Regions from separate parts of the Mus musculus genome. Here all the other regions are linked to region 3. The links are chromatin loops, found by intact Hi-C in ENCODE. Cell type or tissue: left cerebral cortex. All regions are shown on one strand.

What was found. Hi-C counts contacts between places; a loop is a spot of excess contacts. Peaks named below come from ENCODE experiments on the same cell type or tissue, not always from the same donor. Only the 100,000 strongest peaks of a DNase experiment are listed, where the experiment ranks them.
Region 1: it touches region 3 in a loop (7-fold over the local background); 15 of 42 quality-filtered maps call a loop at or near these places.
Region 2: a loop joins it to region 3, with 2.7 times the contacts of the local background. A loop is called at or near these places in 8 of 42 quality-filtered maps.

What each region holds. Positions count from the first base shown.
Region 1 is chr9:57,204,771-57,212,770 of GRCm38, reverse strand. No RefSeq gene overlaps it. Among named protein-coding and RNA genes, the nearest start is that of Gm46115, 5.6 kb to the right of the region's middle. In left cerebral cortex, CTCF peaks have their summits at 1,970 (motif pointing right), 3,289 (motif pointing left), 5,015 and 5,217 (motif pointing left); a DNase peak (open chromatin) is centred at 3,287.
Region 2 is chr9:57,159,201-57,167,200 of GRCm38, reverse strand. No RefSeq gene overlaps it. Among named protein-coding and RNA genes, the nearest start is that of Commd4, 4.9 kb to the right of the region's middle. In left cerebral cortex, a CTCF peak has its summit at 4,521 (motif pointing left); a DNase peak (open chromatin) is centred at 4,496.
Region 3 is chr9:57,429,776-57,437,775 of GRCm38, reverse strand. Ppcdc (phosphopantothenoylcysteine decarboxylase) reads left to right here. Exons shown (of 7, transcript NM_176831.5): 2 at 294-359; 3 at 2,691-2,873. The coding sequence starts at 2,739. Among named protein-coding and RNA genes, the nearest start is that of Ppcdc, 6.3 kb to the left of the region's middle. In left cerebral cortex, a CTCF peak has its summit at 3,829 (motif pointing right); DNase peaks (open chromatin) are centred at 4,296, 4,555, 5,021, 6,356 and 2 more places; H3K27ac peaks cover 2,645 bases.

The sequences.
Region 1 (8,000 bases), 230 kb after region 3:
AAAGGCAGTCATGCGACAGTTCCAGAAACAGACATTAAGTCTCAGAGACTAGGCCATAAGACACCAGCTCCAGGGACAGACCATAAAATCCAGAACAGGGTCATAAACCACCTCCCAGAGACCAGCCAATGAGGAAATACCTCATCTCAGAATGGGCCATCTGTGCTCGGCAGCCCTACCTTACCCGAAGGCTAAGGGTTCATGACATAGGAATGCAGACCACTGACCACCTGTGACTCCCTAGCACCCACCAATGACATTTTAGATGACCTAATCCTTCTAGAGAGTTCCCTGTAAGAAGGCCTGTGCATCTTTGTCTGAGGTCATCATTTCAAAGAATGCTTGGCACCCTCATGCGGGTTGTTTCTGCAGAATAAACTCTCTTTGTCTTTGCAGACTGAGTCTGGGGTCTTCCTTCAGCAATTTTTGGACACTCAACCCCTGCAAAGGCCATGGCCGGCAGAGTAACAGTCCGTGTGAGGCAGGATGGAAATGTGGTTCATCATGACTTAGCCAGTGTTGGTTCGAACTTCTAGAGTCTGACCTGGAGCAGTGCATTTCGGACCTGTTTCAACATGAGGGAAAATGTTTTCTTGTGACAATGATTGCAACATAACAAGGCATAGCTTCACTGACAACTCTTTTGCACAGTCCCTGGGACTTCTTCCATGAAGATGGGTTGAACCCACTGGGAACAATGTTCAGGATAAGGAAGGGTCTGGGACAAACATAGTCAACTGTTTTGCAAAGTACAAGGGACCTCTCTCATAAGAATGGGTCCTATTGACTGAAAAAGAATACTCAGGACTCAGAAGAGTCTGGGATAAACATAATAGTTTGGGGATTCAAATGAGACCTGGCTCTACAGATAGCAAAGATAAACTACACCCATTCCCAGCTTTCCAGGGAATCCCCTCTGTTGATGAGGCCCCCTCCTCCCGAGTTTAACATTCCTGGTTTCCCTAGTGCTCTTTTTTTTTTTTTTTTTTTTTTTTTTGTTATAACCCACTTTCTCCAAATGGTTTGTTGTGGAGTCTGAGATCCCTGGGAAAAAGACCACAGACTCAATCCAATCCTAACTTAAAAGATTTATTGATTCGATGCTGGCAGGACAACAGTCGTAAAACCAAGTCTCAGGCATGTCGTAAAGGAGAGAGAGGTATGGGGAACGGTTTTAAAAGGCAAAACCACAAGAAGACCATCAATATCTACCTACTCAAGCAAACAAGCCTGCTCTGTCAGGGCAACCCCAAAGGATCCTTGGGTGTCAGCATAAGTAAGTTATAGAAGCCAAAGGCGGCCATAGTCTTCTCACCACAGGGTAGGTGGTTGACACTTTGTGTTCCTGGGTGGGGGGCACTAAGTCAGGGTTGTTTTCTGGGAGCTAACTCATCCTCCTGGAACTTTGAGTCTTTAGGTACTAAGAGTCATTAGGTACTAAGATGGTGGCCTAGCAACCAAATGGAGTTTCTCTGCTCTGCGTCTACAGCTAAATTAGACATACATCTTCAGGTCAGACTTTGTTAAATCTCAGTCATCAAACACACACCAGCCTTATGTCATATCCCATAAACCTGTGTAACTTAGACCTGTGAGCTGGCTTCAGGCTTTCATGGTCTTGTTGACATCTGTTATTTTTCATTCTTAGGACAATATCTTTTTTTTTCTTAAAGATTTATTTATTAATTATATGTAAGTACACTGTAGCTGTCTTAAGACACTCCAGAAGAGGGCGCCAGATCTCATTATGGATGGTTGTGAGCCACCATGTGGTTGCTGGGATTTGAACTCAGGACCTTCAGAAGAGCAGTCAGTGCTCTTACCCGCTGAACCATCTTGCCAGCCCCCCCCCCTTTTTTTTAATCACACAAAATCCACTGCTATCCAAAATATTCTCATTAACCCCTTTAAAAAAAAAGATTCATTTATTTATTTTATGTATATAAGTTCTGTAGCTGTCTTCAGACACTCCAGAAGAGGGCATCAAACACCATTACAGATGGTTGTGAGCCACCATGTGGTTGCTGGGAATTGAACTCAGGACCTCTAGAAGAGCAGTCAGTGCTCTTAACCATTGAGCCATCTCTTTGTTAACCCTTTTTAACCAAAAATAAATCCTCAAAAAAAACTTTCCCCCTCATACTTACTCTTTTTTAAAAATTATTTTTCTAAAAAAAAAAATTGAATCCAAATAACATACATGGCATGTTATAGCAAACTAAGATTATCTGTACACACACTGTAGTGGGCTACTAAACTATAATTATACCATCGCAGAAAAGTATTATTAATACTTCAGCTGCTAAATCTACTAGGAAAACTGGTCTTTGGTAACTTAAGATGAGCCATAAATTGTTATACAATGTATCTTTGTCCTAAAGGTTATGAGAACTGCTTAACTGCTCATTATCAAGAGTTGGAATCCTGAGGGCGAAGCCCATGTGACCTGATCTATGTCCTTCTCCAAACACACACACACACACACACACACACACACACACACACACACACACACACACAATATATGCAATATACAAAATACTTCAAAATATACATATATTATACATTTATGTATATATAATACACATATGTAATATACTATATATATAAAATAATACATATACATGTACACACATAAGTATGTATAGTAGGAAAGGGGGAAGAGAACTGTTAAATTTGTGATAGAAAGACCAGTTCCAAAATTTTGAACCAAATTGGAAGCAAGCGTTAATTAAATACTTACTGCGGTTATTGTGAGAAGGTGTGTCTGCTAGCTTGAGGAGCTTGCTGCCCCACGGAGAGAGAACTTTCAGGAATTTGCTGTCTGACTGAGAAGCTGCAGGCTCAAGCTTCTGAACTGGTAATGGATTAAGTTTGAAAGCAGTAAAAGAAACAAGTAGAAACAGTTAGAAGTGTACTTTGCTGTTGAAATAAGGGAAATATTTAGTTTGAGAATAATAAAGTCAAGTCTCTGAAGGAAGGAGAGAATTAGATTAAAACTGAAAATATATTTTGTTAAGATGTGGAATATACAATGGCAGAGGGCAAGTGGACCCGGTATAATTTTATTTCATATATCAGCATAGAAATATATGTTTGGTAATGACCACAATTTTCAATGCTCTCTTTAAGGAAAGATCAGAATAAAGCAGACTTTGATAAGGAGAAGATTGAGAAATGGAATTCCAGATTAAAAGTGATAGAACAGAGATTAGAGGATCCTGTAGATAAGAATAAAGAAACCTTCAGACAAATCCAATCTTGAGCCCACGGCGCCACCTACAGGATGGCCCATTAGAAAACCCACAACTAATTTTCCAGTTACTGTAAGAGAAGTAGCTCCAGGAGAGAGAAATCATACTGGCTTGAAGTATTTGGCTGCTGGCAGCCTATAGAAATACTAGACTTAAAAAGACTTAATGAAGCAATAATGTCTTATAGCATGCATTCACCCTACGTGAAACAGATAATAACTGGGCCATGCAAAAATTGTATAATTCCAAAAGATTAGAGAGATTTGATGTCATCCATGTTAGAACCTGGCCCTCAACTACGGTGGCTGACATGGTAGACAGATGAGGCTTCAGTTATGGAGCAACAGAATCAAACTAGAGATATTAATATTGTCAAGGATCAGTTGCTAGGTGGAGGTTAATATTCTGAACTAGAGTACAAATTATGTTTTTTTTGATGCCACCTTAAAGTAATGTCATTTAAATGCTTGGGACAAGGTTGAACAAGGGAAAATGATCTGGATCATTTACAAAGATAACCCAGGGTTCAGACAAACCCTTTGGCTGACTTCTTTTTTTTTTTAAAAAAAACAAAGATTAACTTCAGCTCTAAATAGAGCAATATCAGATACAGATGCTAGAGAAATAATTGAGTCTTTTGCTTCTGAGAAAGCTAATGCTGAATGCAAAAAGACTGTTAGATCTTTAAGAGCCAGATCTGTACCAATTTTTTAAAGATTTATTTTATTATTATTATATATATGTAAGTACACTGTAGCTGTCTTCAGACACACCAGAAGAGGGTGTCAGATCTCATTACAGATGGTTGTGAGCCACCACCATGTGGTTGCTGGGATTTGAACTCAGGAACTTCGGAAGGGCAGTCAGTGCTCTTAACCACTGAGCCATCTCTGGTACCCGATCTGTACCTATTTATGAGTGGATTAAAACTACTTCAGATATTGGATGTAATGCTTACAATTTAGTTGTGGATGGACAGACAATGGCAGAAGATATGAGAGCTCAGGCTGTCCAATGCTATGGCTGTGGAGAACCAAGCCAGCTCCTAAAGGACTGTGAGCAAACAGGATACATTTTTCTCTAATGAATGTCCCTAGGGGGCTGGAGAGATGGCACAGAGGTTAAGAGCACTGACTGCTGTTCCAGAGGTCCTGAGTTCAATTCCCAGCAACCACATGGTGGCTCACAACCATCTGTAATGGGATCTGATGCCCTCTTCTGATGTGCCTGCAGACAGTGTACTCACATTTTATAATAAACAAATTTTTTAAAAATGATAACCCTGGAATATGTAAAAGATGCAGAAGATGGGCACACAACGCTTATGAATGTAGTTCATCCAGAGATATTAGAGGCAATTCCTTATGGTCAGAAAACTGTCTAAGGGGCTTTGCTTGGGCCCCAACAAAAAACAAGAGCCATTTGTTCCCTATCAGCCAAGGAGAGACTGAGAAAGCGACTGGAAAAATTAAAACCTACTATGACAGACAGTGCTGCTCCAAACTTAACTAAACCATTCAATCAAGATGGTGTAGCTACAACAGATAAAACAAGAGGATTCAAGTACTAGACAACAGGTATTTCGGCAAACTGCTATAAATGATGAGAGACCAAAATTGTAGTAACAATTAGATGGAATTGAGATTGAAGGTCTAGTGGACAACTGGAACAGATGTAATAATAATTTCACAAGATCCCTGGAATCCAGCTTGGCCACTTCAAAAGGTATCTGCACAGTAACTAGGGATTGGGAAATTGTCTCAGGTAATACAAACTCTAAAATTGATTAAATGTATAGGACTGGGGGGCTGGAGAGATGGCTCAGCAGTTAAGAGCACTGACTGCTCTTACAAAGGTCCTGAGTTCAATTCCCAGCAACCACATGGTGGCTCACAACATCTGTAATGAGATCTGGTGCCCTCTTCTGGAGTGTCTGAAGACAGCTACAGTGTAGTTAGATATAATAAATAAATCTTAAAAAAAAGTGTGCCGGACGTGGTGGCACACGCCTTTGATCCCAGCACTCGGGAGACAGAGGCAGGCGGATTTCTGAGTTCGAGGCCAGCCTGGTCTACAAAGTGAGTTCCAGGACAGCCAGGGCCTCGAAAAACCAAAAAAAAAAAAAAAAATGTATAGGACTGGAAGATCAGGTAGGAAGGTTAATCCATATGTGGCAGATATAGCCATGAACTTATGGGAAAAGATCCTGATAAAGGTACTGAAACAATGTCATCAAAGACAGTTACAGACTGTCCATGCTGTCCATAAGCAGGATGCAGCAGAGGCTGCCTCCACTGTGAGGAGGGCCACTGCTGATAGAGTACCCACTGCTCTACCACTAAAGGGTTAACCTACAAGCCTGTTCGAGAAGTTACAGGCCCTAGAACAACAGGTCCAAGAGCAGCTGGAGGCTCTACATATAGAAGAGTTCACCAGTCCTTGGAATTCCCCTCTATTGTCATTAAAAAGATTCTGGAAAATGGAAGACACCGATAGATCTGAGACCAATGGGTTCCTTACAACCTGGACTCCCATTAACTTCCTTGTTACCTAAGGCATGGCCTATTTTAGAGATTGACTTAAAAGATTGCTTTTTCTCAATATCCCTTGAGAAAGAGAATGAAGATTAAACAATGAAAAAATCAACTAAGAGATACCAATGGAGGGTCTTGCCAAAAGGAATGTTAAACAGTCCCCACCGTGTGTCAATATTTTGTTCCACAGCTGTTAGAGACTAGTTACAAACTCTTAATGATTTTTTTTTTTTTTTTTTTTTTGGTTTTTTGAGACAGGGTTTCTCTGTGTAGCCCTGGCTGTCCTGGAACTCACTCTGTAGACCAGGCTGGCCTCGAACTCAGAAATTCACCTGCCTCTGCCTCCCAAGTGCTGGGATTAAAGGCATGCGCCACCACGCCTGGCTAATGATTTTTCAAAAATTACTAGAGCATATTAACTGGCTATGGCCCTAATTTGGATTAACCATTCAAGAGTTAAGTAATTTCTTTGACACCTTACAAGGCAATTTGGACTTACACAGTCCAAGAAATTATCAGCTGAGGCTGAGAGAGAATCGGCTCTAGTGGGAAAAGAGCATAGAGATGCATGTGTGGAAAGCCTGGATCCAAGGCTGGGCTGTTTGTATTCTAGGTATTTTGTCTTTTACTCACTCTCCTACAGGAATTCTTTTTTTTAAGATTTATTTATTTATTATATGTAAGTACACTGTAGCTGTCTTCAGACACTCCAGAAGAGGGCGTCAGATCTTGTTACAGATGGTTGTGAGCCACCATGTGGTTGCTGGGATTTGAACTCCGGACCTTCAGAAGAGCAGTCGGGTGCTCTTACCCACTGAGCCATCTCACCAGCCCCTTACAGGAATTCTTATGCAGCAAGAAGATAACATCTTAGAGTGGATGTTTTTAGCACATAAACAGAGTAAAAACTGAAAATCTCTATACAAAAGGTTTGTTTTGATTGTGAAAGGGTAAGATTTGACCATCAGCAGGGAAACCCAGCAGAGGGTGCTGTGCTTTATACTAATGCTGAAATTACCTCATTATGGGTAGTCAATGAGGCCTGGCAAAGAGCTTGCAAATACCCCCAAAGCAAGCAACTACAGTTTATAAAAAGAACTAATTGGATTCTTCCTCGTATAGTAAGAGGAACACCAACTTTTGAAGTTTCTACCTTGTATACAGATGCCAATAAATCAGGAATGGTAGGTTATAGGTCAGAAAATGTATGTAAAGTAATTAAAAGTCCACATGCTTCATCTCAGTTCACAAATCAGAACTATATGCTAGTCCCATGGTTTAATTAGATTTTCCAGAATCTCTTAAGATGTTTACTGATTCTGTTAGAACCTAGTGAGGAAACCCCCACTCAACTCCCAATTCGGCGTGCACCCAAGAATCACGAACAGATGACCATCTTGATGTAAATACATGAGGACGTTTAATTACGGAGCTCTGGACCGACATGTATCCCACACATGAGATAACGGATGTCGGCCACGAGGCTGGAAAGCTAGGGGTTTTTATGGGGTGAGGAGCTTAGGGGTGTGGAATTCAGCATAGCGACACACTAGACACACTATTGGCTTATTCAAACATTAACAGAAAGATTACACGTCAGCAAAAGGCATCAGGACTTTGTTCCTGTGGGCTGGGGGCTTATCTTGTTCACATAGCAACCAGTTGATGTATGACTTTACCTGGTGTCAAGGGGCAGTAGACAGAGGGGGAGGTTCCGGCCAGGTGGTGTTGACCCAGACAAGATAGCTCTGCTATGTCCTCACATTCCTCTTAAAGGTTAAGCTGTTCCCAGGAATGTTTTAACTACGGGGCATACCCAGGTTTGTTTTTCTTTTTTCTCAGCCCCAGGCAGCCTCTAGCTCACAAACAACCAGCAATTTCTGAGTACTTTATATGACTTACAGGTCTTGAAATTTCATCTTTCTTTCAATTCTCAATATGCAGAAAGAATTGTTTTGCATATAGAAACTGCTGAACTTATTCCAGATGATTCAGAATTAACTTTGTTATTTTATACGGCTATAATAGGTAATTCGAAACAGAAATCATTTATTATAGATAACCCATATTCGATCTCATACAGGTTTGCCAGGACCATTGCCATTAAAAAATGAGAAAATAAATCAGAATTAATAGAAAATATATTAGGGGATTCAAATTTTCATAAAAGGCATCATATAAATAGTAGAGGCCTAAAGAAAAAAAATTCTAT
Region 2 (8,000 bases), 270 kb after region 3:
GGGAATGTTTTCCATGACTGTAAATCTGTTCCAAGCCTGCTTCCTTTTCCTTGTGCAATTCGCCTGTGATTCATGAGGGCTTACAGAACTCTGTTTACAACTTTTATTCTATAGGGGGTTTGGGATTACTAGCATCAATTTAGGAATTCTATAAAATTTGTTATTAGGAATTGTGAAATCATCAATTCATCTATACAGCTTTACTATATGAAAATATATCTTCATTTTGATTCTGCAGAAAATCTGCCCAATAGGGTAGGCTGATGCCCAGGCCATGGAATAGTGGCAGGAAATGCATATCAACAGCAAGAAGCAATTCTGGGACAAAGTCTCTGAGGACCCTGCATCTGAGAGTGCTCCCATCACAGCCATGCAAAGTGATGAGCCACCTCCAGAAAACTCACTTGCTTGCCATAGCCTTTCCTGGATGGCTTCTGACACCATTCCCTGGTGAGCAAGCACTCATGTCTATGAGCCTACTAGGGACATCCTCTTTCAAACCACTACATTCCACTGCCTGGCTCCCTTAGGCCTATAGTCATAGCATAATACAAAATAGATTTAGTCCAATTTTAAAAGTTCTCATGGTCTATAACTGTCTCCACACCGTTTAGAAATCCAAAGTTCAAAGTCTTTTCTGAGACTCAAGGCAGTCTCTTAACTGTAATCCCCTGTAAAAAGCAAAAGCAAAAGCAAAAAGCAAGCCACAGTCTTCCAACCTATAAAGGCACAGAATACACATTACCATTCCAAAAGGGAAGAAGTGGAGTACAGTGAGGAAATACTGGACCAAAGAAAGACTGGAAATCACCTCGGCTAACTCCAAACTCTGCATCTCAATGTCTGATGTCAAAGCACTCTTTAGATTCCAACTTCTTTCAGCCTTGTTGACTGCAACACACTTCACTCTTTTGTGCTGGATCCACACCCTGTTGGCAGCTCTCCCTTGCAATGACTGTGGCATTGCCAACACTTGGGGTCTCCAACATAACCCAAGCTTCACTTTCGCAGCTTCATGCAAAGGCCACTCTGATTCTCCATGCAGGGACACCCCGAGTACCATCTGGCTGCAGTTTTCCTTAACCTTAGAGGGGGACTCCACACTGATCTGATTTTTAGTGCTCTTGACTTTCAAGACCTTGTGGTCAAAGAGGCCAAATTCTTCCGCTTGCTGAGGGTGGGACACAGCCTCCTCATTTCCTTTTTTTTTTTTTTTGGTTTTTCAAGACAGGGTTTCTCTGTTTAGCCCTGGCTGTCCTGGAACTCACTTTGTAGACCAGGCTGGCCTCGAACTCAGAAATCCGCCTGCCTCTGTCTCCCAAGTGCTGGGATTAAAGGCATGCGCCACCACTACCCAGCAACAAATTTACAGATGCTTGGAGATGCTGGGATTGAACCCAGGACCTCACACATGGGAAGAGTGTGCGCTCTACCACTGGGCTAGATCCCCCAGACCAATACATTTTATTAAGCTTTCTCTTTTCTCAGGTTTTCTTCACTGCTTAATTTAATTAACTAAAAGCTTGTCTTTGGCTTCTTTTCACAGGTTGGGTGAGGTCTTGCCCTGAGGTTACCATACCCTTTATTCCATTTAGCATCAGGCTTTCTTTAGGCATTTTTATCTCCTCAAGACTATACTTAGCTTCATTGCACTTTCTGGTGCTCTTATTCTCCTCAAATTCTACAGTTTGTATTTTCCTTCATCAGTTTGATCATTAAAGATCTGACTAGGAACAGCCACTAATAGCTATACAACACAGTCATTCCTGGGCTGTCTTGAAATTTCTGCCAACACAATTAGCAGAACTCTTTCATTTATGGCAAAAAAAAAAAAAAAAAAGGCCACATCTTTGCTAAAATACCACAGTGGTCGATATACATTTAAATAGTAGTCTACTTATCCTCTCAAACCTCCTGAGTTGGGCTCCCGCATTCCCCATGGCCCTCAGCACCCAATGTCTTCCATGCTCCTACTAAAATGGCCCATTAAGCCCCACTTAAAACATTCAGCTGCTGGGGCTGAATGGCAATGGAGAATGCTGAATGCTGTGGAGAACAGATATATGCACTACTGAAAAGGTTTTTATCAAAATTCCTAAGCTGTATTATTAGCTTAACCATTATTTGTTAATAAAACTGGGGCCACCACTTTGACACTCTGCTTGTCCCAATCTGAGGGGAGATTAGCCTTTCCTGCCTGGCCTCTCCCTGTCTTTGTCCTTCCCAGCCCATTCCCCTTTCCTTTCTTCCCATTTATACTGTTTATTTTTGAATTATTTTCCTGGGTGGGGGGAGGTGACTAGGGGGAGATGGTTCTGGTTTGTTTGTTCTTCTGAGGTAGGGTCTCCCTATGTAACAGAGGCTGTTATTAACTGCAACTCTCCTGCCCCAGTCTCCTTATTCCAGGGATCACAGAATGCCACCAAGGCCTTCATCTATTTCCCTTTTTAACACACCCGAGACCCAAGTGTGACCATCCCTCTCTAAGTCACATCTTCCTGTGTAAGACCCCCTTTCGGGGACCCCCACTCTAGTCTCAGGAGTGAGAGAGCACCCAAAAAAACACGAGGACCCATCTTGCTGTAATTACATGAGGTCGTTTAATGATGGAGCTCCGGACCGACATGCATCCCACACAGGAGATAACGGATGTCGGCCACGAGGCTCGAAAGCTAGGGGTTTTTATGGGGTGAGGGGCTTAGGGGTGTGGAATTCAGCATAGCGACATACTAGACACACTATTGGCTTATTCAAACATTAACAGAAAGATTACATGTCAGCAAAAGGGCATCAGGACTTTGTTCCTGTGGGCTGGGGGCTTATCTTGTTCACATAGCAACCAGTTGATGTATGACTTTACCCAGCGTCAAGGGGCAGTAGACAGAGGGGAGGTTCTGGCCAGGTGGTGTTGACCCAGACAAGATAGCCCTGCTTGTCCTTGTATTTTTTCATTTTTACAGTCAAGCTGTTCTTAGGAATGTATTAACAGCAGCCCTGTCTGTTCTGCTTTGTTCTCGGCCCCAGGCGGCGGGCTCATAGACAACTCTTTTACATGAATCACAAGTTACAAAATCTCATTTTCCTTCACCTGCACCATTCCTTTCTGCCCAGCTGGCATGAGCTTTGCCAGGCCTGCAGCCCCTACCGAGCCTATATAGCACCCTACCCAAAGCATCTTCCTCCTCTTGGTTCAAGAAGTACCCTTGGGCCTGACTCAGACCATGGTCCACCCTGGGCAGAGGAATCTGTGTGGCAGATGGGCAGGGGCTCCAGGCCACAGGACAGCACAGGCTTCAGTGTCTCTGAGCACATCAGGCCCATCAACGTGCTCACATCAGCACATTGTGGCTTCAGTGTCCAGCCAGGCTCATGGCATGGCCAGGCAGAGACCCAAGTGCTCACAAATCTGCCTATCCCAGTCTTGGCTGTGGCTTGGCCTGTAGACGCCTGCAGCCACATAAACTGGGTTCCTGAATGGGAGGCTGGAGCTCTAAAAGTGGGAACCGGGAGAGAAGTAAAGAGACCAAGACAAATTTTCTGATCATGGCCCAATGTTTACTAGCAGTCTGTGCTTATAAAGGGGGGAAGCCCATCTCCCGCAGTGCCAGGCTTTTTCTTCTTCTTCTTTTTTTTTTTTCCCCCACACCAGGCTTCTTGATGCTTTGTTGCTAAGTGGTTAGCACTAGTCTGTCAGAGCTGTTAGCATTAGGTCACTAATTCCACAGGTTGTCAGCTATCTCAGGACTATCTCAGGAAGACAGGTTCAGCCTCTCAGCAGTAGCAGGCGTCTTGAAGAGCAGTGGCAGGTGACAGAACAATAGAACCATCTAGGTGGGAAGGCTTCACCCCAGGTGGTCTTATTCTCAGTGGCTGCAAGGTCTGAGCCAGCTTGCTCAAGGCTTGGGGAGGCTACTTTGGCCCATGAAAACTGAATCTAAGGATGAAAGGTAGAAAGGGTGTTGTCCCCAGCCTCCCTGGCTGGAGTCAATGAGGAGGGGGTCCAGGGACCTAGGAGTGGGTGTGGAACTTTTCACAAGATCCTTAGGACTTGCCAGCGTTCCCAGGACTGAACAACAACAGGAACTCTGCACAGGGAAGACATATCAGGGTGAGAAAGACAGTCCCATGCATAGATGTCACTGTGTCCTCTAACAGGTGCTTCCTACAGCCTGTGAAAGCAGTTCCTGAGTTCTTCAATCCTTAGTTTGCAGTCCCCAGGACCAGCCTTCAGACTTGCCTAGCCTCAGAAAAGGAAACTTTTGGTCTTGAGAGGCAGAGCAGGGCCAGCCAGGCAAGGCTGTACCAAATGGGCAACATCTTGACCCTCTGCAAGAAGTGGGTGGTATGACTCAGAGGAGGGCATCTCAGCACCCACAGGGACCCCAGAGCAAGCTGGATAAGAGAGAACGGGAGATATCTAGGGAGAATTTGTCTTCCCACCTATCCTACTTGCAACCACGTGACAGGGAAGAAACAGTGAGGCTGGGCAGTACCTCAGCCTCTTTCTGCCATCTGGTGGCAACAAGGCAGAGAGACATGAGCATGTGACAAATGGGGGAAAGGCAGCCATTGCTATCATCATGGATGAGTCCGGTTTGGCCACCAAGTGACCCTATCCCACACCAGTCTGAGGGAGACATCCATTGTACCCCCAAAGCTCCTGGTCCTGCCTCTGTCACCTCTCCCTGGACAAGGTTTCAACCACCCTCTACAAGCTAGATCCCTAAGTCACCAAGCTGCAGAAACAGAAGGACTGTGTAAGGCCCACAGTAACAAGGGACACCCTCATACTGCAGAGACCCACTCTCCATGATGCAGTAAGCCTGACCCACACAGGGGAGCAGAAGAGGGAAGGGATCTGGGCTTTGGGTAAGTAGGCATGGATAGAAGAATCCAGAGTAAGGGGCAGCTGAGACCCTCATTCCAACCTTTAATCTACAGAGGACCACAAAGAGTTAAAATCTCCCACAAAGAACATGCAGGAGGGAGGTAAAAGCTGGAGCCTGGTGCCAACCAGGAAGCCTTGCTGCCCAGGAAGAGATATCACAGTACTGACAACTTTCCAGATCATCTTGCAGGAGAGACTGGGGCAGAGACAATGATGGGTCAGTGACAGGTGGGACCATACCTTGACCCAGACTGCTCAGCCATGCTACTTCTTATCCTCTGTTTAAACCAAATTTTCTGATAGTATCCTAAAGATAGGCCTGGAGGAGCCACTGAAGCCTTTCAATGTGGCCACGTGGAATAACTCTCTTGTCTCCACTTTTCATTAGTACCTTTAGTTGTACCTAAAGTACCTGTATCTTTAGTTGGTGTTTTGGACACCAATAGCCAAGCCTGTCTTGGTGGGGCTTCCAAAGCCCAGTCAATTACTCTAAAAATTCTGGTAACATCAGACACCTTTTAGAGGTTTGGAACAAGATGCCGTAAAAGCTGACAGAGTGTAAGATGCCTAAAGGAGACAGACCTGAAGTGAAGGCGAGATGCCAGGCTGACATCTCCCCCCTCCCCCGAGTTATCTTGTGGGCTCAGTGAGCCAATGTAGGAGCAGTTTCTCAATGCCTGCTTTATGGTCATGGACAAGAAAGTTCCACTTTTCAGACAGGGCCTTGTGTAGTCCAGAGTGACCTTCAACTCTCAGACATCCTGCACCCCCCCTCCCTGTCCTCCCCCTCCTCCTCCTTCCAGCAGCCAAGAGCTGGGACTACAGGTGTGCACTACCAAAATGCTTGTCTAGGCCAGCTTAAACATTCTCATCTGAGCAAATAGCACAGTAGTGCTTGGGGGTGGGGGTCAGGTGGGCGGGACTCACTCTCATGTGCCTCGGATTGAAGCAAGGGTGGTAATAGAGCCATAGCTGTACTATCATGCCTGACTGGGCCTGGCACTAGTGGGGTTAGAGGAACATGCTCCTCATCTTGATCAGTTCCTTTCTATCCAATGCTTCATCCTTAGGCTCCCAGGCTCCCTTTGAGGGATGCTACGTGGGAGCAAGTGAGCTGTCAAGAGCCCAGGACCCAGCAGTTCGGGTCATTCCCTCCTCCCATTGCGAGCAGCCCTCCCATACCCAAGTAATTCCAGCCTAATGCTGAATGTGCCCCAGCATCTTAAACAAAGGCTTGGGCTGGGAGAATCTTTACCCAGACACCCAGAAAATCTATTAAAAGGCCCTGCCATCCCCAGTAGGATGTAAAGGTAAAACCCTACTGGTCAAACGATCAATTTGTAGTTCCTGAGGATGTTCCAGGGGTTCCAGGCCATGAGGACTGACTCCTTCCTTATGGGCTGGCTGTGGACCCTACCTCCTGTTTCCCTAATAACACCAGAAAGGTAAGCAGCAGCTCTGCTATTCATCGGGACTTAAATTGCTATATAGGAGTTGGAGAGATGGCTCAAGGGTTAAGGTTAAAACACCTTAGTTTTCCAGAGGATCCAAGTTCACTTCTCAGCTACCCCATCAGTTGGCTCACACACACCTCTAATTCCAGTTTGAGACTCTGAGGGCTACTGCATGCACGTGGGACACATAAGCTCACACAGGAAATGCACATATATAAATAAGAGAAATAATTATTATTTTAAGTTTAAAAATAATGTCTGGTGCTAGCAAAACTGAAAGGAATTTTTCCTGGTTACATAAAATATTATGGCCATTTGTGCTAAACACCCAAAAGTCCTATCACAAAAGTGAAGTCAAATGCACAGCCATAGCACAATAGAGCTGGCTGGCCCTGGTGGCAGGGGCATAGGAAAGTTGGCCCTGCCAATCATCTGCTGTAAAGTAGTCTGGGGTGGGGAGTTGGGGGTGGAGGACAAGGGGCCATGCTCCCTCACCCTTGCCACCTGAAGCAGTTGGGAGAGCTGACCCTGAGTTCCTAAGAGTGAGTGAGCTGGCCCTGCCCCTTACTGGCTACAGCACTCAGGGGAGCTGTCTGCACCTTACCTGGGCAGCACAGTGGAGCTGGTTGTAGAACCATGGGGTGGATGAGCTGGCCCCATGAGAGCAGGAGAGCTGACCCTGCCTCCTTCTAATGGAAGAATTGGATGTCCTATCGGGACCAGTGCTGGAGAACTTGCTTTGGTGGTGCTGATGGGGCAGATCTGGTGGGCTGACCAGCTCAGCTATCACCCAGGCCCAGATCCTGGTCTGTGAATTGACCCACCCCAAAATCTGTATCATCTGCGAAGGATTGAGATGTGTGAAGGCCAGTCCTGCTGTTGCAGGGTCTCCATAACACAAAACAACAACGGGGTAACTGGGAGGAGTTCCGATGAGAACCCAATATTGATGGTGTCGCAGAAGCCAGAGATCTTGAACCAGACCAATGACTCATTGCAATGAACATTTGCAAGTGAAGGTGTGTGGACAGAGGGATAGACTGTGGGACACACTGTGACACACTACAGCTTCCAAGTTGAACTTTTTCTTTCTTTCTTTCTTTCTTTCTTTCTTTCTTTCTTTCTTTCTTTCTTTCTTTCTTTTTTTTTGGGGGGGGGGTGTTTGTTTGTTTTTTTTTTCAAGACAGGATTTCTCTGTGTAGCCCTGGCTGTCCTGGAACTCACTTTGTAGATCAGGCTGGCATCGAACTCAGAAATCACCCTGCCTTTGCCTCCCAAGTGCTGGGATTAAAGGTGTGTGTCACCACCGCCTGGCCAAGTTGAACTTTTTCTGTGCTTGGTTGTTGTTGTTGTTGTTGGTAGTGGTGGTGTGTGTGTGCTTGTATGTGTATGTGTGGTTGTGCTTGTGTTTTATTTGGGGAAGAAGGGTGGATATGAGGGAAGTGGAGTGCATGATGTGAAACTCCAAGAATCAATAAGGAGTTTTAAAAAACAGCCAGACTTGAAGGAGATATGAGGAGGGAGGGTACTAGTAACATTCTGGGTTTGTTTGTTTTAATCTGGTTACTGGTTATGTTTACACGGGGGTGAGGGGTACAGTTTATGAAGATTCTTTTAGCTTCACCCTTACATATAATTTCCTGCACGTGCATCATATT
Region 3 (8,000 bases):
TCTGTGTATCTCTCTCTGTGTGTCTGTCTCTGTCTCTCTATCTCTCTCTTTCTTTCTATCTCCCCCCAAACCCTTCGCCAAGAAGAATGGTTTTGGTCCTGAGCAAAGCTTGGGCCTCAGAACAAATGATGTTTCTTGGGCCGCAGAACATTGTGCCTTCTGTGGAGAACAGCTGAGTGAGCAGCAGAGTCCTGCCTCCAGTTTAGCCGACAGCTTTCTGTAACATGACTCTTAGGAATGTTATCTTTTTGAGGTCCAGGGACTGCACATGGAATTGTGCGTCTTTTTTACAGGACTCTCCTGTTCTTGCCACATTTGACTGAAGAAGGACAACGGGGTCAAGGTTTGAGGACTGACAGGTAAGTTTTCCTGGAGATTCAAAACTGTGCTTTTCAACAAGCATTGGGGCTCAAAGTTCTGTCAGTTTGAGGGCAGCCTAGTCTACAAAGCGAGTTCCAGGACTGCCAGTGGTCTGTTACACAGAGAAACCTGTCTTGGAAAACCAAACCAAAAAGAGAAAAATAAAATGGATGTGCTTCTTATGGAGCTGGAGAGATGGCTTCTGTTCTGCTCTCACAGAGAACCCAAGTTCTATTCCTGTCTCTGTGTGTACACCGAGTCACGTAGCTCACAACTGCCCAGTACTCCAACTTCAAGGTGACCGGATGCCTCTGGCCTCAGAGCACCTACATTCAAGTGCACATACTCACATGTACACACATAATTTAAAATAATTAAACAATAACAAAACCCAGACCTGTCTCTCACCTACTAATGATGTACTCTGGGAGAAGCTGGTAGTAGGTCCCATGGACATTGTCAGTTGTTAACAGCGCTCCCCAAACTTTGGGTGGGCTCATGTCTCTTAACAAGCCTGGTCCTGATTACAGCTCTTTATTGTAGCAAGGATTCGGTATTGGTGGTAGGGCTTGGGTAGAGAGAAGGCGCAGTGGTTAAGTGAGCTTTCTCTTGTAGAGGACCTCCGTTCAATTTTTTTAGACCCGCGTGGCAGGTCATAACCACCTATAACTCCAATTCCAGAGGACCTGACACCCTTTTCTGGCCTCTTTGGGCACTTTTCACAAGTGATGCACAGACATACATGCAGTCAGAATACCCACACACATGAGACATACATGCAGTCAACCGTCAGACAGACCTAAACAGTGCCCACACACATGAATAGTGAATATATAAAGTAGATCTTTAAAAAGTACTGGCAAGGTGAACTTTACGGTTGGGAGTTGTGCCTAGGGAACTAATCTGTGCTTAACCCCTTTGAGATGGGTACCTGGAATCACCTCAGCTCTAGTGGATATATACCTAAAGGTTACAGGCAAATGCAGAGAGGCCCCCTGTGGTTACCCAGGCATGGAGGGAGCTGGAGCTACTGGGTTCTCCTCCCGTGGCTGACCTTGACCTTTCATAGAAAGAGCCACTTAGCACCATCTTTTGCATTGATTCACGCTGCACTGGATGAGGCTTCAGAAATCAACTGTTCCTATGCCTTTCATATAAGTAAAGGGTTTGGGGGAGGGAATGATCCTGACGCAAGATCACACACCAGGTCAGGAGTACAGCCTTGGACAGGACCCGGGACTCTTGCTTCCCAGGGCAGGTACTGTGTACTGTTTATTCATCCAGCAGATAATCAGGGCCGTGATGGTGAGGTAAGAGGTGGGTGGTGGTTAATCTGGTCATCCTTAGGGAGATTGCTGGTAGAGGAAGAAGCAAAGGCAAAGGCCTGACGTCTAAACCGCGAGAGATCATTGAAAAGGTTCCATGGAGAAAAGGGCCATCCCGACATCCACAGAGTCCCTAAAAGCAGCAGTGCTGTCTTCCACACTTCTCTGCTCAGGGTTTGGTTCTCAGTGACTGTGGCTGATGGAGCGAGGTGTGCTGGCCCAGCCTCCAGGGTAGAGGTTCTGATGTGAGCATCAGCCGGAGGAGGAACCCAGTCAGCTGCTCCTGTGGAGTGGCCCACTGCGTCGTATTTGACTCTTAGAAGTCAGTTTGTGTTTTGGAACTCAGCCTGGTGCACAAGGATGGGACAGGCTACAGAGCTGGCTCCAGACGAATTCTCCTTGCCTGTGGTTCCAATCCACTGGCATCCAAGTACCTTGTCCTCTCTGTCTGCTTCACCAGCCAGCCAGCCAGGCACACCCCAGTAACTCCCCCCGGTCTCGGCCCTCTCACACATCACCAGCACCGACATTGCTTTCTCACAACAAAGCACCAGGTTCTCACCTCCCTTGATATTCTGGCCCAGATCTGAGGGACCATGCAGCCCGGCTGGTCCCTCCTACCCCTCCTCGGGACTCTTCAGCGTCTCTCATAACTGACACCGTGTTCTCTGCCATGCCATTCTCCTTCAGACCTCTGCACTTTGCAGGGTTATTCCATTTGAAGTCATTTCTTCTTGCCTGAAAAAGTGCTCATCCTTCAGACTCAGCCTGAACGGTACCTTTATGTGACACGGTCTCTGAGACAGTCCCTGGGCAGCCATGGCATAGGTATGGCTCTTAGAGCAGTGTATGGAGAGGAGGCCTGACTTGGTCATCATACCGCGTGCTCCCAGAAGCTGGGACTTTTAAAGCCCACAGCAACTCCGGCATTTAGATGGCCTAGGGCATGCCACATGCCCCTTGTTCTGTGACTGAATGAAGAGGATGCCCTTTCTTCTCTTTTAGATTCTAGACCCAGGCTTCCTCAGCCCCCAGAAAGCCACCAGACCTCACATGGAACCAAAGGCCCCATGCCCAGCCGCCGTCCCCTCAGAGGAGAGGAAGTTCCGTGTTCTTGTGGGCGTCACTGGCAGCGTGGCCGCTCTGAAGCTGCCTCTCCTGGTATCTAAGCTGTTGGACGTTCCTGGGGTGAGTATCTTCTCAAGATGAGTGCAGTGGCTTCTGGCACTAAGGAGTCCTGCGTCTGCAGGGCATGGGATTTTCTTTCCCCTTAATCCTGGTCTGTATAGAAGGAGATCCTCTGTGTGTGCTGGTGAGTGAGGCACACAGGAGACAGACTAGTGTATAAGATAAGCAGGAGCTAGATTAAGTGAGATGGTGTAGGCAGGGTGTGACCCCACACACTGACCCTGAGGGCCCGTGACAGCCTGTGGTCTGAAGGGCAGAAGGGTCTCAGCACTCCATGCTCCCCCACTCCCGCTCTTGTTCCTCCCTGAGCTCTGAGGCTCAGCTCTCTCTCCTTGTTAGATACCTTGCTTGTTTCTAACACACCGAAAGCCCCAGGGGCTGCTCACTGCTTGTACCTCTTGTTTCAAACCTAACTCCTTCCAGTGTTCTTAGATACTCCAGAAGCCACTCCTGTGTGATGGGATGGGAGATTTTTTTTTTTTTCACCCTCTGTTCTTGGCTAGGCCACCTCAACGTTGACTAATTTTATATATGAGGATGCAGGAGCAGAAATTCCAAGACTGAACTATGACCAGCTCCAGCAGGTAGATGCTTCCCTTCCCCAGAATCCTCTGTGGGTCTGCGTAGCCTCCTGTTGTTCCTGTGTTCCATCCAATGACCACTGCTGTGGGTTGGCTCCTGCATATAACTGCTCTTTCTCTTCACTTTTCAAATCTGTACAAACCCTCCACTCACACACATCTTCTCTGCCTGTTCCAGCCTGGGTGGTTTTATTTCCATTTAAACTCATTTGACATAGTCCAGAGGCTGCGTTGGTCACTGCTTGTGTTAGTTAATCTAGCACTAGTTTTGTGGGAGCACACATTAAGACACAGCCGAAGTTGCTTTTCCTTCCTTGTGTCTGAATAGCCCCCGAGGTGGGGCTACCTAGGTGGCTGTATCCTGCATGTCCAACAGAGGGCGCTTCTCTCACACAGATGACTGCTGTGGGTCCTTCCAGTCTGGGACTGGAAAGGCTTGTTTTTTTTCTTTCTATAAACTTCTACTGAGAATGAACCTCCTCTCTTTAAGTCCCTCCCTGCCCGCAGGCTAAAATAAGTGATGAAGATGCCAACCGTGCCACAGTCAGGAGAAGGGAGACTCTCATGGCTGCCCTCTGCTTCATGTGCCCCAGAGCTGTTGGCAGAAGCTGATCAGATAGAGCCTGGAAGGCAGAAGGCCTGGAGAGGGGTTTTGACGTTGTCACTGCCCCCTGGGGAGAGAGTCTCTCAAACAGTTCGTTTTCCCATAGCCCCAGAGCAAGTGAGTTTCCGGGTAGGAGGATGGGGGTAGGGAGTCCTATCCCAGGACACAGATGGGCAGCCTCAGAGCACAAGGGAATGGCAACACCACCACTTCCTCCTAGCCCACGCATGTGTGGGGGTGTGAGGAAAGGACTGCCTGCAGAGTAGTGGCTCCACCTACCCCAGGCTTTTTTAGCCTGGGCCCCTGGGAGGGAGGACAGGCTGTGTCTGGAACAGGCCTTGGCCCGTTCTTTCTCTGGCTAGGGTTGGAGCCCAAGTGAGGCAGCCAGAGGGCACTGACCTGTGGAGGCCTCTCCTTCCCTTTACTCTGGAGAGCTGGCCTTTCTTGTTTCCAAGTAGGGATGATTCCTCCTGCCCATCCCCCAGGTGTGGAGATGGAGGGCAGATGGCACAGTTAGACAGCAACTTGGCACAGGGCTTGACACGTGGGAGCACTTAACAGTGTGTGTTTCCTGCCTGGCACTTCTCTTCTGCTATATGTAAGGGCCTCTGGGCCAGCACACGGCTTGAGGTACTGAGACTGCTGAAACACCAGCACGGGAGAAGCCCCTGGAATGACAACCTTTGCATTTGTGAGGGTCCCCAGGCCGTCATTCTGCAGGTCGGCCGCTAGCTGAACCAAGCTTTGTCCTGTAGGGCTCCGAGGTGTTGTAATGCCCTGTGGGCGTAGCCTGTAGCTTGTCTGATGGACACTTCTCTCCCTTCTCCGTACTCCTCCCTTCAGTTGCTCCCCTGGGGGACTGGGCTTCCCAATGCCCCTTTTATATCAGGGTCTTGGTCCCTTGGAGCAGTCACCCTCAGCTCTTTGCTGGGGCAATCATTCATGTGAACAAGGTTTCCCCCAGTTCACTTGAGGACAGTCAGCTTATGAATGGGCAGTAAGCACCTGGGCGTGGGTTGTGGGTAGCTAGCCATTCTACACACATACAGCTAGTGTGGCAGCATGTGTGGGTGTCCTGGGAGAGCCTCAGACCTGGAGGCTGTGCCATCACACCACAGGTAGGCCAGAGAGATCAGAGTGAGGCGGGGATAAGTGCTGGCCTTAGCTGATGACCGTATACATAAAGTCACCTGCAAAGGAGTCCAGGAGCCTTTTTGTGAGGCAGAGGAGTGTGCCTACAGGACCGGGAGGGACAGTTCTTACTGTAACCCACCTGTAAGCCGAGCATTGGGACCAGGGGGTGAGGATTTAAGGGTCAGCCTCAGCTGCAGGAATAGAAATGTGGCTCTGGTGGTTGACTGCGTGCTGCTAGGGACAGAGGCCTGGAAATTGTGATCTCCAGCCCACGTCAAACCAAGTGTGCTAGTGCAAGCCTGTAGTACTAGCACAGGGGAGACAGAAGCGGGAGACTTGGCAGTTCAAGGCCATCCTCAGCTACATATCCAGTGTGAGGCCAGTCTTGAAAACAGACAAGAAGGAGGAGGCATAGAGGTTTCACAACCCTGGGACCCTGAGCAAGTTTACTTCTGTTTGTGTTTCCTTTCTCAGCCTTAGTTATCCACGCAGTGAAGAGGAGGCAGGTAGACAAGGGGTCTCTCCTGAGCATCTCTTTGGCACTGGTGTTAGAAGATTCTAGATGTGACAGCAAAAGGGACCAGGACAGAGGTCACCCAGGAGGATGTTTTGCAAATCTTTAATTGTCATGTACTTGGACAGCAATGCCATCCAGGTTGTCAACTCAGATTTTACACCTTGGCAGGAAGTCCGGCTTGAACCTTTCAGACCAGTGTGGTGGAAACAAGACAGACACCATAGTTGCTTTTCAGGGCAAGTGGGAGCAGGACTGAACACCAAAGGGAACATCCCCCACAGAAGGAGTTGTGGTAGTCCTTGGGTTTACAAGAAAGATAAGTTTCTAGCATATCTATCAAGACACTTGGGGCTGAAAACGAGAAAGGAGGACCTTGCTCATAGGTATATGAAATAAATTCTGCCTCTCCAGACAGCTTGTCAATATATAGAAAAAGTGTAAACGCTCAATAGCCTTCACTTCACTCACAGAGTTAAATCCCATGGTTGCAAAAGCTCACCCGAGTACGAGGATGCCCACTGTAGTAAGTATTGTTGATGATTTCAGAACAAAACTGAAAACAAGCTGAAATCTCTGTGCACAGCTCTGGCACGCCCACGGGGCAGCCTCCATGGGTTCTTGCAGTGGTCTGGAACTGCAAGATCGCTTGAAGTGATCGCTTCCTACTGCTGTGCAGCACTCCGCAGGGTGTTACCAAAGGGCAGGTCACAGTCCATGCCCCAGGAAGCCATCCTCAGCAAGATTACAACAACAAGACCGTAATAGTAAAAAGTGGAAAAGATTTATTCAGTCTGGCCATACTGGGAAGGGGCTAAAGAGATCCCTTTCCCTCCAGATCTGTCTTCCGGGCCTTAAAGTGAGATTTCTATTTAAATAGAGGACCCTAGATTTGCATATCTAAGCAGTTCCAGCTGAAGTGCAGCCTGTGCACAATCCTTTCCCCCTGGCTAGCCCAGGCTTTAAGCTTTCTCTTCTCCCAGCATGAGGCTCCTGGGGGAGTTCAATTACTTGGGGCTCTACTGTTTGAGCAGTTTGATAGCCAAAATAATATCTCTTCAAAATATCTTACTTTCTGCCAGGCCGGGTAGGGGGCTAGAAGTGAAGTAAACCATAGAGCAGATGGGAGCGTCCACAGGCCGTCTGGGCCTTAGCCTCTTTTTGTATAACCTGCAACTAAGAATGGTTTTTAAATGCTTTCCCTTTTTTTCCCCCAGCGCTAAGAATCAACCCCGCAATGGTCTCATGTATGCTAGATGAACAACCCCCTACTAAACTGCATCTCAAGCCTCAGTTTTTACATTTTAAAATAGTTCATCAAAAGTAGCTTTTAAAAGTGGTATTTTATGGCTTATAAAAGTATCAGGGATGGTGGCACATGCCCTTAATCCCAGCATTTGGTAGGCAGAGGCAGTTAGATCTCTGTGAGTTCAAGGACAGCCTAGTCTGTATAGTAAGATCCAGGCCAGCTGGGTTACATAGTGAGATTCAGTCCACAAACGAGCAATCAAACATGCCAGGAATGGGCTGGGGATGTGGTTCAGTTGGTCAGGGGCTAGCCTACCATGCTGAGGTCTAGCTTCAACCCCTAGCACCACATAATCCCGGCATGTTCCTGTAATCTCAGCACTCAGCAAGCAGAGGCAGGAGGATCCGAGGTGCAAGCTCGTTTTCAGCTACATAGCAAGTTTGAGGCCAGCCTGGGCTACATGAAACTTTCAGAGGGGTATGGAGAGGTGGTGAAGAGCCAGCCTGTTCCATCTTACTCCTAAAAACCATCTTATAGTAAAGACTAACTAGGTTCAGTCCTGTTTATGATTAAATCTGTTTCTCAAGGATTGGGCTGTGCCCCACCTGTAACCTTCACTACAAATGGTTCTATACTGCCTGTTCCAGGAATGGCAATCATGTCTTTGTTTCAAAAAGTTAATAACCATCTTGGACCCTACCTTTGTTTCTAAAGGTTGTTATGGTTGCCTTGTTATGACTACCTGTTGTTATGTTCCTCTTGTAACTGTGTCTTTCAGGAACCCGTGCAAGACTAACTTGTTATGGCTATGTCCTGTTCCTGAAACCTTGCCTATTTTGCCCTCCAAATCCCCCATTTGTAAACCCCCTACCCTAGAACTATAAAAACCTCACCTTCCTCACCTCCGATGCTGTCCTCTCGAACCTGCCTTAAGGGAGGCAAGCAGGCAGCCTGTGTACACGAATCAAAAAACTTGCTTTAATTAATTGCTCACTTTAATTAATTTGGCCATGAGGATTTGCATCAGTTGTCTTTCTCTTCCTAG